Regions from separate parts of the Homo sapiens genome. Here regions 2, 3 and 4 are each linked to region 1. The links are chromatin contacts, found by Hi-C or POLR2A ChIA-PET in ENCODE. All regions are on one chromosome and are shown on one strand. The core of a region is the stretch at or near the end of the contact, and the rest is flanking DNA. Distances in the headings are between cores, read along the strand shown. Region 1 holds the start of CWC22 (CWC22 spliceosome associated protein). Region 2 holds the start of OSBPL6 (oxysterol binding protein like 6). Region 3 holds the start of CHROMR (cholesterol induced regulator of metabolism RNA). Region 4 overlaps LINC01934 (long intergenic non-protein coding RNA 1934).

Region 1 (4,323 bases), core at 1,011-3,510:
AAAGACAGACAGACTGTTGGGCCTCCATTTCCACGTTTCCGATTCAACAGAACTGGGTGAAGCCCAGTAATTTACATTGCTAACAAGCTTCAAGGAGATGATGCTGCTGATTCAGAAGACATTTTTGGAACCAATACACCAGTGTATTAGATCAAAGTTCTTGGCCTTTAACTTATAACCAAGACAGTCTCAGAGCCCCAGTCAACTGAGTTGGGAAAGACTCCATTAAAGTGGCATGGACACTTAAAACTAGGACACTAGCCGGGAGCGGTGGCTCACGCCTGTAATCCCAGCACTTTGGGAGGCCGAGGCGGGTGGATCACAAGGTCAGGAGACAGACACCATCCTGGCTAACACAGTGAAACCCCGTCTCTACTAAAAATACAAAAAATTAGCCAGGCGTGGTGGCGGGCACCTTAGTCCCAGCTACTTGGGAGGCTGAGGCAGGAGAATGGCATGAACTAGGGAGGCGGAGCTTGCAGTGAGCCGAGATAGCGCCACAGCACTCCAGCCTGGGCGACAGAGTAAGACTCCGTCTCAAACAAAACAAAACAAAACAAAAAACAAAAAACAACTGGAAGGACACTTACAGGTGGAAAGGCAACATTCAGAACCAGAGAACAAGAATTGAGGAACAGAGAGAACTCATCAACTGTATCATAGTAGTAATTTACAATAATACAACGCTAACGCTGTGCTCAGTGCCTCATCTGCATTATTTTTCTTTATACTCAAAAAAAGACAATACAGTGAGGCAGGTATTGTATTACTACCTACATGTTTCCAGATGATGAAGCTGACACTAGAGACTTTAGGTAACTTGCTCCAAGTGACAGACCTAATAATAGCTGGATAAAACAGAAATCTTTGGTCTACTAGTCCATCACCCAGGACCAACACAAGTGGCTTTCCTCCACCTACTGATAACGCCTGTAACAATGCTTCTCCTCTCCTGGTCAAAACCACACTTTTAATGTCAATTTTAAATCTGCCCTTCCATAGTAGGATGATAATTTATGTTAACTCCTGAATTCACAAGCAATCCTAAAACAAGGTAAGTCTAAATACAGATAAGAGGTAGGTTAACTGATCTGCTGAGAACCAAGTTTGCTTGCTTATCTGCTATTTCGAGTCTCTGCACATCTAAAAATGCAAAGGAAACTCTTACCTAATTCTTGCATCTAGAATAGCCTTTCTCCAAATCCTGCCTTCTCCACTTACCTCAGAAGAATTGTTAGGATTAAATGGAAATAGGTACCGTGGTTTTTGCAGTTAAACTCAGTGAAATTAACTATTATATTTCCGTTATATAATGCTGTGTTGTAGGACCCAGAGCTCGTTAGAGAGGTGGAGCCTGGAGACCCAAGTTTGGCAGTTATTACCTCACTGGAGATAGTTCAAGTTATGGAAGGATCAAGAATGACAGATGAAGCGGGCACATGAGAAGCGAAGTGTCTTCAAGACTAAACACTAGACACTATCAGTATTTACAGGGCAAATAAATGAAAAAGAAGACGCTAATGAAATTTAAAACAAATAGTCAAAGGGATATAATGCCGGCAAGAGGCATAAGAGTGCAAGTAATTCAACTAACTTTTAATCAACTAGATCTCATTAATCCCACTCCCCTGACCCTGGGACCCGGGCACTAGGAAAGGGGCTTTGGCAAGCCCCAATGGACTCCAGAGGCTCTAAGTATAAAACGCAGTGCACAAGAAACAACACAGCACCAGCGTTGGTGCAGGATTTCAGACAGCTCCAGGAACTTCACAAGGAAGGTCAGCCGGTCCGCTCAGGCAGTCAGTTCATGGCAGCCCATTCCCTCCCCACCTGCTTGGACCTAGCCGCTCTCACACCCCTCTTGCGGGCCCGAGCGTAGCGAGAAGACCCACGCACACTCCAATGCCGCTCACAGCCGTATCAGTGAGCCCGCACCCACTCCTGGGGGTCTTTTACTTCCCACCCGATCCGGCGACCCGCCACCCCCACTCCGCGTCTCTGCCTGCGGGGACTCCACGGAGTTCGATAATTACCTAGAGCTCCACCGCGCCGCCATTACACCGGACGTACGTCACTTCCTCTTCCCGAGCACCGACGGTAGGAAGAAGGCGAATAGTGAAATATTTAAAAACTTGACGCTCAATTGGCTTGACACGTTATCCCTTTAATTTATTTCAAATACCATATCATAATACCAGAGTCAAAGTAGTCGATCCAGGCACACTGTCTTGTTGCCAAAATGGCGACAAAAAAGAGAAGTTGGCATGAACTACAAAGTCCGAAATCCAGCGCCTGTGCTGACGGAAATGAGGAAAGCATAATTGTAGTTTAGCGTGAAATGGCGCGGTGTACGATGGGAATTGTAGTTCATACAGATGCGCGCCAGCGAGTTAACATCCACGCTGCTCACTGGCAGCCTAGTAGTGTTCAGGGTCTAGCCGAATTTACTTTAAAACTATTTCACTGCATTTTGGGGAAATTTTTTTTAAAAAAGCAGTCAGTTGTCACTTTCCTTGAAAAATCTTAAGAGAGAGATTTTCCTGAGACTTTATAAGAGTTTGACCAACAGTTAAGTGCCTAATAAATTCCAAGATATCCAGGCCATAAGAATGGGAGAATATTAAATCATAAATAGAGTGAAATAATGAGGAAAAACTAATTCTATAGAGACTGTGTTGCCTCTCTTTTAGGTTAAGGTACCAACTGGTATGACCTGAGAATAAAGAGATTGCCTGGCTGAGTAGGAAGTAGCAGTTTGTACAGCGTGCAGAACTAGGGCATCAAACAGTTTCTTTAAACTTCACTTTTCACTAGTAACAAAACCTAAAAGTTCAACTACTTGCTATTTTGGAAACTCTCTTCCTAAACCAAGAATATCTTTATGTTATCAAATCTTTCATAAACCAGGACTGGTTTCTCCACACACTTCTCTATTACAGTTTTAGGGTGCTGTGCTTCCACTCCTTTCTGGAGGCAGAGTGTGATGATTAAGAATAAAAACACTGCAGTTGGACTACTTATTTTGAATCTTGAGTCCTTTTATTATTTATGGATGACTGGGGCAAGTAACTTCACATTCTGTGGCCGTTTCCTGATCTGTTAAATGGAAATACCAATAGTATCCATCCAGGCAGTAGTTTTAAGAATTGAATTAGTTGATACACAAGATGCATTTAAGATAATTGCTAGTATACAATAGTGTTATCTATTTTATTTCATATTTAAGATATTTGGCCATTGTTGATGGTGCATTTTGGTGCACCAATACAGGGCACAGGAGATGGATCTGGAGATGAACATTTGTATTCATATATTTAAAAACCCACAATACTACCGGTGATGGTTAATTCTGAATGTCAACTTGATTGGATTGAAGGATGCAAAGTATTGATCCTGGGTGTATCTGTGAGGGTGTTGCCAAAGGAGATTAACAGTTGAGTCAGTGGACTGGGGAAGACAGACTCACCCTTAATCTGGTGGGAACAATCTAATCAGCTACCATCGAATATAAAGCAGGCAGAAAAATATGAAAAGGCAAGACTGGCCTAGCCTCCCAGCCTATATCTTTCTCCCATGCTGGATGCTTCCTGCCCTCAAACATTGGACTCCAAATTCTTCAGTTGTGAGACTCAGACTGGCTCTCCTTGCTCCTCAAGCTTGCAGACAGCCTATTGTGGGACCTTGTGATTGTGTAAGTTAATACTTAATAAACTCCCCTTTTTATATATATATCCTTATATATAGATATATATATTAGGATATATATATAAGGATATATATAAAAAATAGGATATATATGTAATAGGATATATATACGTGTGTGTGTGCGTGTGTGTGTATCTATCTATCTATCTATCTATCTATCTATCTATCTATCTATATCCTATTAGTTCTGTCCCTCTAGGGAACCCTGATGAATATACTACCTCTACAACTATCAACAGAAATAGGAAAGTTAGGGTTGAGCAGAGGAGAACTAGATGGAGCTGGAAAAGAATTGGATTTGTCAGTTGGGTCCTTCAGGAAGCAGACACTGAGAAAGAGTTATGAATAATAAAGGTGAAAGGAAAATGGAGGAAATAGTAGCTCCAGAATAAAGATGAAGAGGCCTACAATGGGATGAAATGGCTAGGCCCTTGTACCAGTTTTGCTCAGTCACTGGCTAGAGCCACCCCAAGAAGAGTGTGGCCTCAACTAAAAACCCAAGGTGGACATGAAGATTCAACAGTTGAAGGCTGTCACCTAACCACACTGCTTGCAGCTAGGCTACAAGCAAGTCCTTTCTTGAAGAGGTATCTGAGCAGCATCTCTCTGTGCCTGTCA
Region 2 (4,323 bases), core at 310-2,809, 1.8 Mb before region 1:
GTCTCCAACTCCTGACCTCAAGTGATCCGCCCGCCTTGGCCTCCCAAAGTGCGGGAATTAAAGGCGTGAGCCACCGCGCCGGGCCTAGAGAACTTCTTTAGGTAAAGATTCTGTGTGCTGTGTGTACTCTCATTTCCGTTCACACTTTTGTATTTCTTTTTAAATACATGGGTTTTAGCTTTTTTTCTTTTAAGGGAGAAAGCCATTTCAGTAGAGTTTCTGTTAATGGAACTCAGAAGGAGTAAGTAGAAAGGGTGGCTGTGATGAAGCAGAGGTCAGCATCCCAGCTGCTCCCTTGAGGAGCCTGTCTTCACAGCAAAGGAATGAAGGACAAACTGCCATTGTCGCAGGGTCCCGCATCTATTATTTTGTGACCAGAGGACATGAGAACATTGCTAGTCTAGATGGAAAAAGCTAATCCAACAGGTGAGATTGGAGATTCAAGAGAAACTGCATGTGGGAAGGAGTGCATAAAGTCGACTATGTTTCATAGCAAATCATTTTGTCAGCACAGGGCACAATGAAATGCCATCACAGTTGCCTCATTAGTAAGCAATATCTTCCATTTTTGAAGGCACCCCAGCATGTTCTGTAATAGCTCCCATTAAGTCCAGTCGATGTCCTCTGGACTCCCCCTCCGCCTCCCACCCCCAGATGATGATGACACAAATGTCTTGAAATATTGACATGTCCGCAGTCACTCGTTTACAGAATGTCTGTACAAATATTTACATTACCCCGTCCCTCCCAGCAAATTTGCCTTTAGATTAATCTGCACACCGAACGCAGGCCGGGAGTGGCTTGGAGTGTGGAAGGGTTTAAGGGTGTGGAAGGGTTGTAGTGAGGCGGGACTGACTGACTTTGATCGGCTTTGCCAGGGGCTTGAAGGAACCGGCTCTTCCTTTCGCAGAACCCAGGTGTTTCTCTGGGCCCGGGAAGTTTTTGCTCCCGAGCGAGTCAGGGACGGGAGCAGGCACGCACAGTCGCGTAAGTGTATGAAATGACGACCTCAGAAGGGCGCCCAGGGACATGGGTTTGGCAGCCCCGAGCGGAGGCCGCCAGGCAGCCGTTCCTTTCGGAATTCGGTCTCCCGCAGTGCTCCCGGCTGCGGCGCTCCTGGGCCGAGCGCTGGAGCCGTTCTGGGCAACCCTCCCGAGCGCGGCCGGCTCACCTCCGCCGGACTGCGCGGGGCGAGGGCTCCGCTACTGCGCGCAGGCCCGCGGATGGCAACTCGGGGTTTCCACTGCGGGTGATCTCGGGACACCACGGGTTCCCACGGAGGCCGGGCCAGGGGAGAGCCCTGGCTGTGGGACCCCGCGTGACCAGGGCGCAGGGCGCCGGGTCCTTAGCCCATCTGGCGGCGCAGGGAGGGGCGCCCGGTAGGGCGGGTGCGCAGCATGAGCCCCAGCCGCTTGCCGCTCCACTCCAGCCGGGCGGACGGGCGGGAGCCGGGGGCGGGGAACCCGGAGCGCCGCCCCGCCAGCGCGCCCCGCCCGTGGGAGAGGAGGGGCTGCAGCGCAGCGGACCACTGGAGGCGCAGCACGGTCGCCGCCGCCGCTGTCGGTGCTGGAGATCGCGGCTCGGTGCAGGCGGCGCCCATGCCTCCTCTCCTCCACTAGCCCGCGCGCCAGTCCGCCTGCCGGGGCCGGCTCTCCGCCTCCTGCCTCCCGTCGCAGCCGCGCAGCCGCCGCAGAGTCCGCGGCGCCACCGCTCGCCCTCCAGGTAGGTGTCCTAGCTGCAAAGGGATTGCTTGGGGCGGGCGCCAAGGTGCCCGCATCGCGGCCCGGGGGCATTGTGCGCCTCCGGCGGGCCGAGGACCCCGAGGGACGCGTGGGTGGGCAGCCGCAGCTTCGGGTCCCCAGGACATCGCCGTCCCCCTGGAGGCGCCCCCGGCCGATAGCCCGGGCTACAGGGAAGTGGGGGCGGCGGTGTCAGCCCATTCTCGCGGCCGGGATGGGAGGGGGCGTCTGTATCGCGGTCCCGGTTTGCCGCCCTCCCTCCCCCTCGTTGCCAGGGAATTCCGGCCGCCTGCCACTAGCGCTCGCATTCCCTCGCGCGGGCCGGCGCCCCTGCTCCCCGCAGGCTGCCTGGGGATTGAAGCAGGGGCAGGGAGAAGGACTGATGTAATTGTCAGCGGAAAACCGAACCGGCGCGGGTGAGAGCGCCCGCGCCCGCGAGAGCTAACGCCTACGCCGCACCTTTCAGGGAATCGGGGAAGCCGAGAGGAGCGGCTGGGGAAGTTGTGCATTGGGTTTTATTGTGCGCGTGCACTGCGGACTGCCCTCGCGGGGCACCCCTGCCCACCCGCTGCTGGCGCCCCTGCAGCCCTCCCGGCAGCCTCCGTCCACTCCCCCGGCCAGGGCCAAGTCTGCCTTCCCTGGTTCAGACCGGGACAGCGTTTGCATTGCAGTCAAGACGTGCTTCCCCTGCATCAAGCCGGGAGCTGCCCGCAGATCGTGTCGCCGGGGATGCTGGGGGAGGAGGGAATGGGAGACCTGAGGAGAAAGCCTGGAGAAGTAATGACACAAGCGGATTTTCTCCCCAAAGCTTCTGCTGCGTATAGACACATCTGCAAGGCACCTTTTAAGCTGTTTTTGAAAGTTATAACCAGATACTGATTTTGTGACAATTCTATGATATACCTGAACGGTTGCTTAAACATAGAGACCTAAAGCTAGGGGAAGCATTACATAATGGACATGAAGCAAATGACACGAAACTAAGTGAACCCACTGGGTTGCCAGATTATTTCTCTCTTCTGGACACAAAATCCTGTAAGGTTTTTTCTATAGGAACTTTCATTTTTAAATTGCTGGGCTAAGTTTAGCCAATTGTCTATTATATTCAGTTGTGATTTTTTTTTTCTAAATAATTTTCTTGGACATCTTTTCTTAAATTTAAAAATTGCATACTAATGGTTACATATCACTAAGCTGATTAGGAAATGTAGTCTTCACAAGGTAAAAATAAGAAATTTCCCATCTTAATACATTAACTTTGTTTTCCTCTTGTTTTGTTTTTGTTTCTTTTCCTTCTTTCATCCTTCCCCCCGCCCCCAACCCCCGCTTTATTTTTTGGAAACATTTCTACAGTTTTGGGTACTGCAAGCTCACAACGTTGATATTTCTATCACATGCTACAGCATTGCGGAGACAAAGACTAATAATAAATGAAACAGAAGACCTCGCAGTAACTCTGAGAGTTAGCAGGGTTCCCAAGGTCGAAGGGAAGCTGCAGTGTAATTCAGCAATAATCACCTACAGAGAATATGCATAGCCCTCATTGGGAAAGGCCCTGATTGGTGGATTTTATTATTATTATTCTTTTGCAGTAGGAGTTCATATATTTTTTCCCTAAAAAATAATTTTTCTTAAGGTAAAAATGAAATATTTTGAAATTAAAATTTCAGGCTTTTAGAAAGCCTAAAAATTCTGGTTTTGCTCATATTTTTGGATGCAATGTTGATAACGCCATTATACATTCAGTGGATGGATTACCTTTGGCGGTACCTCAGTTTCAGATTACTATGACTTGTCAGGTGACTCTTGGCTTTAGTATGAGGTAGTTCTGCTGGACTTTTATAGGATCACATATGTAAGTTTTCTTATCCCTAGATTGCTATAACCTTAAGTTAACTTTATTTCAAGGAGAAAAATAAAGTCCTTCCAAGATGAAATCTTTGTGGTTGGAGGTCTTAGTACCACCACAGATACCGGATTAGGTAAACTGCATAAGGAGATAAAAATTCTTATGACTTTACTCATGAAACTGTTGGACTAGAGAGAAGATAATATAGTTTTGAAAGGTAAGGCATACATTCTCAAAAGAAGGATTTTGTTGTTTTGCTGCAAAGGTTAGGTCATAATTATGATACTTTTTAAAAAGTGGTTTTAAATCTTGGGGGAAAAAGGGTCTCATAGTATCCATTGACTTCTGGAACTTTTTTTTCCTCACTCAATATTATATCTCTGGATTCATTCATACTGTATGTAGTTGTAGTTCACTGACTTTCACTGCAGTAAAATATTCCATTATGTGTCTTATAACGCAGTATGTTTCTCTTTTCTCCTCTCTGACCATTTTTTTTTTTTTTGAGATATTGCAGTGTTGCTCTGATTATTGTTGTTTCCTGGGCACACGTGCCAGTGTTTCTCTTGGGTTAATACCAAGGAATAAAATTGCTGGTTTGTAGGTTATGTGAATATTCAACTTATTAAGTATTGCCAAATTATATTCCCAAATGGTTGTACTAATTTACATAAACCAGGGAAACAACCAAATACAAACACTAAATAAAAACATGCACTTCTGTTTTGCATATAT
Region 3 (4,323 bases), core at 1,274-3,773, 1.6 Mb before region 1:
TGATGCATATACAACATGGATGAACCTTGAGGATATTATACTAAATGAAATAAGTCAGGTACAAAAAGACAAATAGTGTATGATTCCACTTATATGAGGTACCCAAAGTAGTTAAATTCATAGAAATAGAAAGTATAATAGAAAAGTGGTTTCCAGGAGATGGGAGGAGTAGAAAATGGGACATTAGTATTTAAAAGGTACATACACAGTTGCAATTTTGCAAGAGAAAGAGTTCTGGAGATTGGGTGCACAACAAAGTGAATGTACTTGACACTACTGAACTGTGCACCTAAAAATAGGATGGTATTTTTTTTTTTTTTTTTCGAGATGGAGTCTCACTCTGTCGCCCAGGCTGGAGTGCAACGGAGTAATATCAGCTCACTGCAACCTCCGCCTCCCGGGTTCTAGCCATTCTCCTGCCTCAGCCTCCTGAGTAGCTGGGACTATAGGTGAGCACCACCATGCCCAGCTAATTTTTGTATTTTTAGTAGAGATGGGGTTTCACCATGTTGGTCAGGCTGGTCTCGAACTCCTGACCTCATGATCTGCCCCCACCTTGGCCTCCTAAATTGCTGGGATTACAGGCATGAGCCACCATGCCCAGCCTAGGATGGTAAATTTTATGTTATGTGTACTTTACCACAAGTAAAATTTTTAAATAAAAAAATGACATCTATATCCATGTTGTACCATTGTTAATTTCCTTGTTTTGATATTGCACTATATTTATGTAAGATGTAACCACTGAAGGACTTGGTGAAAGGTACAGGGACATCTCCATACTACCTTTGCAACTTCCCGTGAATCTTTAATTAGTTTAGAGCAAAAAGTGTTAATTTCATGTTTGTGTTAAAAAAAAAAAAAAGGAAGTTATAGACTGCCAATCTCTTGGACCAGGATAATAGAACTTTATGAACACAGAGATTAAAGCCTATTTAACCACAGTTTGCCCATGATGGTAACTTTGATCAGAAAGAATCTCACAAGCTGGGACCCAACAGGACCAAGTAATCCATGTCATGATTATTACACGTTATCAGCCTTCCAGGGAAGTGGAATTTACAAGCTTTCCCTTTGGCATGGGGCCCAGGTGATGGCCTCCTATTGAGCAGAGTCCCCAGCAATAATTACCCTGCATGTCAAAGGCCTCATTTCCCCAAAACAGTAAACCATAAAATGTAGCCCATATTCTCTCCATGTATATCACTCAATATCACACCGTAGAGGCATATAACTGATAATATTGCCTCTGGCCCATGCCAAATTGCAAGTGGTAGATTTTTTTTTTCCTTCCGAATTAAGAAACACAAGATTTACCCCTTTTCTTGGAAAAGTGTTAAGAGTCTAGCACCCCCAATAACTAGGGTCTACAAATGTCTAAAAGTTATTAATCTTGGTCTGTCTTAACTACCAATTCTCTTAATTTGGGTAACCTCAATTTTGTTGTTGTTTTTTTTTTTTTGAGACAGAGTCTCGCGCTGTCGCCCAGGCTGGAGTGCAGTGGCGCCATCTGGGCTCACTGCAATCCCCGCCTCCCGGGTTCAAGCAATTCTCCTGCCTCAGCCTCCCTAGTAGCTGGGATTACATGTGTGCACCATCACACCCAGCTAGTTTTTGTATTTTTATTAGAGACGGGGTTTCATCATGTTGGCCAGGCTGGTCTCGAACTCCTAACCTCAGGTGATCCACCTGCCTCTGCTTCCCAAAGTGCTGAGATTACAGGCGTGAGACACTGCACCTGGCCTGGGTGACCTCAAATTTTTAAATGAAGGGATTGGAGGTAACATCTAGGATTTTATCTAGTTCTGTCTTCTATGATTCAAACCCCAAATTCTCCACTGCAATGACTGCTTCTGGAATAAATATTCCTGGTTGCCTGTCTCTGAAAAAAAGCTCTCACATAAGGCTAATGAGAGGCGAAACTAAGGCAGGATCTCTCCTTTCAAGACCACATAGTCAGGGTTGTTTAATAAGCACACAAAGTAGAGACATATTTACCCATTCACCATGAAAAAACACCCCTATAAAAGGCCCAATACCTGGGCTTAATAGCTTCATTTCTTGTGTGATCTTGCAGTGTACATCAAAAAATTAACAAATAACATCCAGTGACATGATCTTGGCTCACTACAACCTCCGCCTCCCGGGTTCAAGCGATTCTCCTGTCTCAGCCTCCCTAGTAGCTGGGATTACAGGCATGCACCACCACACCCGGCTAATTTTGTATTTTTAGTGGAGATGGGGTTTCTTTCTCCATATTGGTCAGGATGGTCTCTCTCGAACTACCGACCTCAGGTGATCAGCCCGCCTTACGCCTCCCAAAGTGCTGGGATTACAGGCGTGAGCCACCGCCCCTGGCTCCCCCACCGGCAATTTCTAAAATGTATCGGTCTCCTCCCAAGCCCTTGTTCCTTCATCCCCCACCCGGGGCAGATTCAGACAAGCATTTATTTTAGTTCCTAAGCCGCGCGGTGCTCCCAGCTTCCGCGCCTCTGGGCGGCCCACACCCCTCCCCATCCTCTCCTCCGCGCCGCCGTCTTCGTTGCTCTTGGGTGGCCGCGGCGCCCGCTCCCTCTGAATTCGCCGGGCAGGGATACAGCCGCCCGGGGCCTCTTGCTCGTGCTTGGTTTTCCGGACCTTGCTTCCTAAAGGGTCTTTAGGGGTTCCCGGACTCCTCCGCCTGGGAGCCTCTATCCGCCTGGGAGCCTCTATGCGCCCCGCAAAGCCCCCGGCAGAGCCGAGGGGAGGCTTCATTGGCGACCTGGTGGGGCCTCGCGGCCCTGCTCCCTGACGTCAGCGCCGCCGCGGTGATTTAACAGCTTTTGTTTTGGGCAGAAGAACCTATGGGCACAAAAAGCAGGAACGAGTAGCGGTGGCTGAAGAACGAGCAGGAGCTTGAATTTCAGTTTTCTTATGAGGAATTTTCCAGAAAAGATATCTTCACTGTGAAATAACTAAATAAATGCCCACTCAGTACAGTAAGTATTGATATCGTCCTATAGCATTTGGCTAGAAAGTGGTGTCAATAGGGTTTTTCCTTCAGACTTTGCAATACTGTTCAGAAGGGCCAATGCCAATCCTTCTGTGAGGAAGTTTTTTTCTTCCTAAATATGTTAATTGCCTCAACTTGGACTAACGGTCACACTTGTGAATATGAGTGTAAGAAACAGTTTATTTCTCACATGTATGAAAAGGAAATTTTCTTTCATCTATCTCAGGCCCCTATTCAGCGTAAAATCAAGATTATTTAACTTGCAAGATTAAACAACGACCTTATTTCAAATGAAATAAAATTCAGTCTGATCAGAAACCCCTTGGAGCAGTTTATATTAACCTAATTATCTTTTTACTGCAGTAAGTTAATTGAGGATTATGGAATGCATCTAAAAAGCAGTTATATTTACAGGTCCCAAAATTAAATGCTAAGGAAAAGCATTTCTGCAAACCCAGGTAGTACGGACAAACCGAAGGGAGTTTTATTCTGTCAAGTTTTACTCTAAATTCAATCGTTGATCAGCTAGATCTCGGCTTGGTTATTCTTGGAGGAGCTGCCTTGCAAATGATTCCACTCTGAGCTCGCCGGCCACAGTAGCGTGAAATGGATGGCAGTCAGTTTCCTCTTCCTAAGACTGGGTGTGGTTTCTCTGGGCAGACTACACAGTGGCGACTCTGGCGGGATTTGAGGAGCCTGGAGAGGCCCACCACGTGTGTGTCTCCCCCTAGTGACCAACGGGCTGAAGTTCCTGTGGTTAAAGGCAATTGCTGATTTTGTCATTAGCAGGAAGGTGAAGCTCAACGACCTCCTGCGTGTACAGCACCATTCTAGAAGCTGGATGTGTTTAAAGATATGATGCAATATGTACCCAGAAGGCATAAGACTAGATCACTAGGGTACAAATTAAAATATCAAGTTGCATACGCTGAGTATGGGATTAGGTCAGCGGAACACGCTTTGGAAAACACTGCTTTAACGACCTCATTCTGAGTCCCTGTAATGCTTAAGATTATAGCACAGTTTAGGCACCTTATATACATTATGATGGAATGCTTTCCTAGAGTGATATTCTGTGGTGGAAAGAGCAAATCAAAGGTCTTTGTGTTCTCTGTGACCGTGGAAGAAATTGCCATTAAGTAGTAATATAAATAGGGGTTTTAAAAAACGTGGGAAAAGTCTGAAGAAGCATTTGCAGAAACTCCTTACAAAGTCAGTGACAGCTAGGCCAGGCCAAGGTGGGCGGATCACTTAAGGCCAGGAGTTTGAGACCAGCCTGGCCAACATGGCAAAACCCTGTCTCTACTAAAAATACAAAAATTAGCTGAGCG
Region 4 (4,323 bases), core at 1,352-3,851, 1.3 Mb after region 1:
TTCCAAATTCTTTTGGTATACTTTTTCTACAACAAAATAATTGAAATTGTTAAACTTTCAAATGAATATAATCTACATGGCAGCATATATTAGTGCAGCTATTTTTAAATTGAGTGTAGTGGCTTAGAAACACATTAAATGATAATTAGGCACCCTTTTTGACTTAATACAAATAAAACGAAAAGTAATAAGTGAAGCAGAATGATCTAGGAAGAAGTGTTGATCTATAATTAAATTGGGGTTTTTAAAAATCTGAAGCTCATTAATTTACCAGGCCAACTTTTGAAATGGTCTCTAGGTATCATTGCCCGACTATATTTCTGTTATCTCCATGCATTGTTATGTACTGTCACTCACTTTATTGCCACAGAACTTTGATAAACAGACATGCAATGCCATTTCAAAGTAGAGAAGACAAGCTACAGAGAGGGATTAACTATCCCCTCAAAACATGCCTGGCTAAGCAGTAATAATGACGGGGCTGGAACACAACTTTCTTGAGTCTGATATTATTTCATTGTAGACTATCGTATGCATTTTAGTGGTCACCAACCATTTAAAATCAAATTCAGTAAAAATAATTATTCTATCTTTCTTCTGATTGTTATAACACAAGTGAAACCAAATGCATTCTCTTTATGGAATTTTGTATGACTTGGACTCTGATAAATGTTACTTTATAAAATAAGCAGTAGTTCACGTTTTCAATATGTGCAGAGCTCTAATTTTAGATAGACCCAGCTTAAATATTCTAGACAAGTGGCTTAATCTCTACATGCTTCAGATTTCTTGTCTATAAAATAGATAATAATTTATATTTTATATTTGTGAGGATTTAAGAATACATATAATGTTCTTAATATAAAATAGGCTCAATAAATATTATTTACATAATTTTGATGTTGAAAATAACTATTTCCTATGGCACACATTTACCTATGTAACAAACCTGCACTCCTGCACATATATCCCAGAACTAAAAATAGATAAATAAGTAATGATAAAAGAAAAAAATGCTAAAGTGAATTCTTCACATTGAAAAATGAAACAATGAAATAATATGATTTCATATGAAACCATAGGAAAATATAAAGCTCTCTATAAAAGGTAAATATATATACAAGTATAAGACTGTTATCATAATGATGGTATATAAAACTCTCATAATTCTGCTATAGATTTAGTATAGTGTACTACTAAACTGTACACTTAAAAAGGTATAAAATGTTATATTTGTTTTAGTTCAATTAAAATTTTATAAAATGAAAAAAGAAAACTAATTCATAACATGGATGTATTAATTTATTATTTATTACCAAAATTGCATTTTATAAAGAAAAATAGCAATCTATGTTATAACCAAAGATACTCTGAAAAAAAAATCAGGTTAAAATATGGAAAAATATTTCAAACAAAAATATGTGAAAAAATGAAAAGTACAATAAAAATATCAACATGCGTTTTTATGAAGCTAGACAAGTTTATTTTAAAGTTTATGCAGAAAAATACATACACAAGAATAGGGCCTGGCATGGTGGCTTATGCCTATAATCCCAGCACTTTGCGAGGCCTTGGTGAGAGGACTGCTTGAGCCCAGGAGTTTATGACCAGCCTAGGCAACATTAGTGAGGCCCTGTCTCTACAAAACATTAAAAAAAATAATAATAACCAAGTGTGGTCCCAGTTACTCAGGAGGCTGAGGCAGGAGAATCACTTGAGCCTGGGAGGTCAAGGTTGCAGTGAGCCAGGCAGTGAGCACTCCAGCAGGCTGGGTGACAGAGTGAGGCCCTGTTTCAAAAAAAAAAAAAAAAAAAAAAAAACACTAAAAAGAAAAGCTGTAAGTGGGAACTAGTTATAACAAATGTTAAAACCTAGTATAAATCTTTTATACTTAAATCTTTTTATACTATAAATCTTTTAAACAGTGTGTCACCAGCTCATGATAAAAAGACTGATGAGTGGAACTGAATGGAAATTCTAGAAATAGATCCAGGTACATATTGAACTTGGGTATGTATGTGCATATCTGTACATTTACATCTATTTCCAAGTTCTCTGCCAAACCTGAAAACCCATTTTTGGGGATTTCTCTCCTGCACTGACTTGGTGTTACTGTCCTGGCAGGTGAACCTTGATTTTATTCCATGCTTCTAGTGATAGATTTTACCAGCATTGTTCATTACAACTTTCTGTATTGATGGAAATGTTCTAAAATCCGGGCTGTCCATTAGGGAAGCCACTGTCCATATGTGACTATTGAGCCTTTGAATTAGGCCAATGTGTGACTGAGAAACTTAGTTTTAAATTCTATTTAATTTGAATTAATTTATGTTTAAATAGTCATACAAGGTGTGTGGGGACGCTACTGGATGATCCTGCCCTATACTCTAAGCTCCTCCAGGAGAGGTCCAAGTCTGTTTAGTTCACATCAATGTCTAGTACAGTGCCTGAGGGATGACTAGTCTTTTTATTTCCAATCCGTATTAATTCTATTACATATGTATAGTAGGAGGGCTGGTTGCACCCTGATGTTCAGCTCCAAACCAGAAGATTAAATGCCCCAGTGCTGGATGTAGATGCTTAGAAGAAGCAGAAGCAGCTGCTAAGGGTGGGGCGTGATCAGGGAGGAGAACTGCAGCTTGTAATCGGTATTTCTTGCAAAGGCTTTTCCCTCTGCAAAAGTTCACTCTAATTTACATAAACCTCGGAGTATTGTTTTTAGATAATAGGGAGTAAAAAACAAAAGCAGACATAAATATATTTATCCACCTGCCTCAAGAAAATGATAGCTTTCTTAAAATAGTATTTTCAGCCTTTCTCTGGAGAAATATGTCTTTGAGGAAACATACACTCTCAATGGTTTAAGTAAACACGTCTCAGGAAAGCAGAACATCAGATGGAGGGCTCAACAGCAACAAAAGGAGGAAATCAGAATTTTATAAGAATTTCTGGTAATCTAAAGATTGTTTAAATCAGATCTTCATAGACAATTTTGGGCAAAGTCAAATAAAATGTTAATGCTGGTATAGAGAGAGCAAATGTTCTATGGGGCCATAAATGACTGACTGGACTTTCAGCTTTCCCAGTCCCTCAGCCGAGTAAGGAAAGCTACTCAACTTCTCTGATCATTAGCTCGTTTATCCGCAAAAGAGAATTGTATTGGGTAAGTGTGGTTTGCGGGGATGGAAATGTGGGTCAATGGTCAGCAGAGGTGAATTCCCCTCTACTAGTGTTTCCTGTCACACTATAGCTACCCCAAAGAGGTTGTCGTACAGGGTTAAACAATGTGAGAGCTGGAGAAGGTTCTAGAAATCACCCAATCAAATGAGGAAATCGACTAAAGAGGCAAAGACAAAAGTGATACCAGCAGCAGACTCTAAAAAAAGAACATGGCAAAAGTCACCAGGCTCACACCTGCTCCATGCTCTGGGTCACCATCTTCGAAATCAGGACTCTGCTGAAAGTTCAGAGATGCTAACACTCAAGTGCATATTTCAAGTACAGCTTTCTCACGCTGTGATTTCCATTATTTGTTTTTCTTTAGTTTGTTAAGTGTGTTGCCAGAGTGATGAGATTTCTTTATTCGAGCAAGTGATTACAATCACTTTACATTAAAAAAAAAAAAAGTCTCAACATTATATAGTAGGAAGACCAGCTTTTTGCTCAGTCTTCTACAGTTTTCTCTCTTTCAATGAGGCACTTTGGCGTATCTTAAATTTCAATGAACACAAACAACTTTCAGGGTTTTCTTTCTTTCTTTCTTTCTTTCTTTCTTTCTTTCTTTCTTTCTTTCTTTCTTTCTTTCTTTCTCTCTCTCTCTCTCTCTCTCTCTCTTTCTTTCTTTCTTTCTTTCTTTCTTTCTTTCTTTCTTTCTTTCTTTCTTTCTCTTTCTCTCTCTCTCTTTCGTTCTTTTACTCTGGGTGGCCTCTTTAGCTTCATTGTCTTTTCTCTTCCTGATCATAAGACACAGCATACAGATGTCTGATTGTGACAAAGGACTTGTGAAATTACACATTACAGACAAAGAATAGTTATGTCAGTTATGAAATTTTGTATTTTATAGTACAGTGCAGAAGTGCAATATCAATGTGTAGATCAAATATTTGCTTAAAAGAAAATTCCCTAAAGTCATACAATTTGGAAATTCGTTCAGATTTGAGTATGCTTTTGATTTACTTTACAGCAAGTATAAAATCCATTTTATTTTCTCTCCTGTTTCCTGATTTGGGTACTTAATTTTACATAGGTAAACATCTACAAACCTTTCCTCGTGTCAAGTTAATTTTCTCATATAGAATTTCTTTTTAGCACAGCTACAACTTT

The links. A loop is a pair of places that touch in the nucleus more often than their neighbours do. ChIA-PET counts read pairs that join two places held with the same protein, here RNA polymerase II (POLR2A). Pooled maps may share reads with other maps.
Region 2: a loop to region 1 is called in a map of naive thymus-derived CD4-positive, alpha-beta T cell, with 12 times the contacts of the local background. The contact joins the promoter of OSBPL6 here to the promoter of CWC22 in region 1. A Hi-C loop is called at or near these places in 1 of 168 maps with a recorded cell type or tissue (naive thymus-derived CD4-positive, alpha-beta T cell) and 9 of 50 pooled maps. POLR2A ChIA-PET finds 5 or more read pairs at or near these places in 1 of 52 experiments (activated T-cell).
Region 3: a map of naive thymus-derived CD4-positive, alpha-beta T cell shows a loop between it and region 1 (7-fold over the local background). The contact joins the promoter of CHROMR here to the promoter of CWC22 in region 1. A Hi-C loop is called at or near these places in 1 of 168 maps with a recorded cell type or tissue (naive thymus-derived CD4-positive, alpha-beta T cell), 1 of 37 single-sample maps with no recorded cell type and 9 of 50 pooled maps.
Region 4: a map of B cell shows a loop between it and region 1 (4-fold over the local background). The contact joins the enhancer-like site here to the promoter of CWC22 in region 1. A Hi-C loop is called at or near these places in 2 of 168 maps with a recorded cell type or tissue (B cell and naive thymus-derived CD4-positive, alpha-beta T cell), 2 of 37 single-sample maps with no recorded cell type and 9 of 50 pooled maps. POLR2A ChIA-PET finds 5 or more read pairs at or near these places in 1 of 52 experiments (OCI-LY7).

Annotation. Positions count from the first base shown.
Region 1 is chr2:180,005,037-180,009,359 of GRCh38, forward strand. CWC22 (CWC22 spliceosome associated protein) reads right to left here and starts at 2,261. Exons shown (of 20, transcript NM_020943.3): 1 at 1,831-2,261. RefSeq lists an enhancer at 1,409-1,941.
Region 2 is chr2:178,192,953-178,197,275 of GRCh38, forward strand. OSBPL6 (oxysterol binding protein like 6) reads left to right here and starts at 1,560. Exons shown (of 25, transcript NM_032523.4): 1 at 1,560-1,722. RefSeq lists silencers at 1,114-1,803, 2,250-2,544.
Region 3 is chr2:178,411,136-178,415,458 of GRCh38, forward strand. It overlaps CHROMR (cholesterol induced regulator of metabolism RNA), which reads left to right and starts at 2,524. Exons shown (of 5, transcript NR_110204.1): 1 at 2,524-2,978. RefSeq lists enhancers at 2,288-2,863, 2,693-2,892, 3,394-3,653, 3,441-4,015.
Region 4 is chr2:181,309,435-181,313,757 of GRCh38, forward strand. All of the region lies in intron 3 of LINC01934 (long intergenic non-protein coding RNA 1934), which reads left to right. Among named protein-coding and RNA genes, the nearest start is that of MIR4437, 5.9 kb to the left of the region's middle. RefSeq lists a silencer at 314-514 and an enhancer at 3,434-3,483. Within about 2 kb of position 2,602, at least 7 of the 41 ENCODE cell types and tissues checked have a DNase peak (open chromatin) inside an H3K27ac peak, as active enhancers do; they include B cell and OCI-LY7, where a contact is called at or near this core.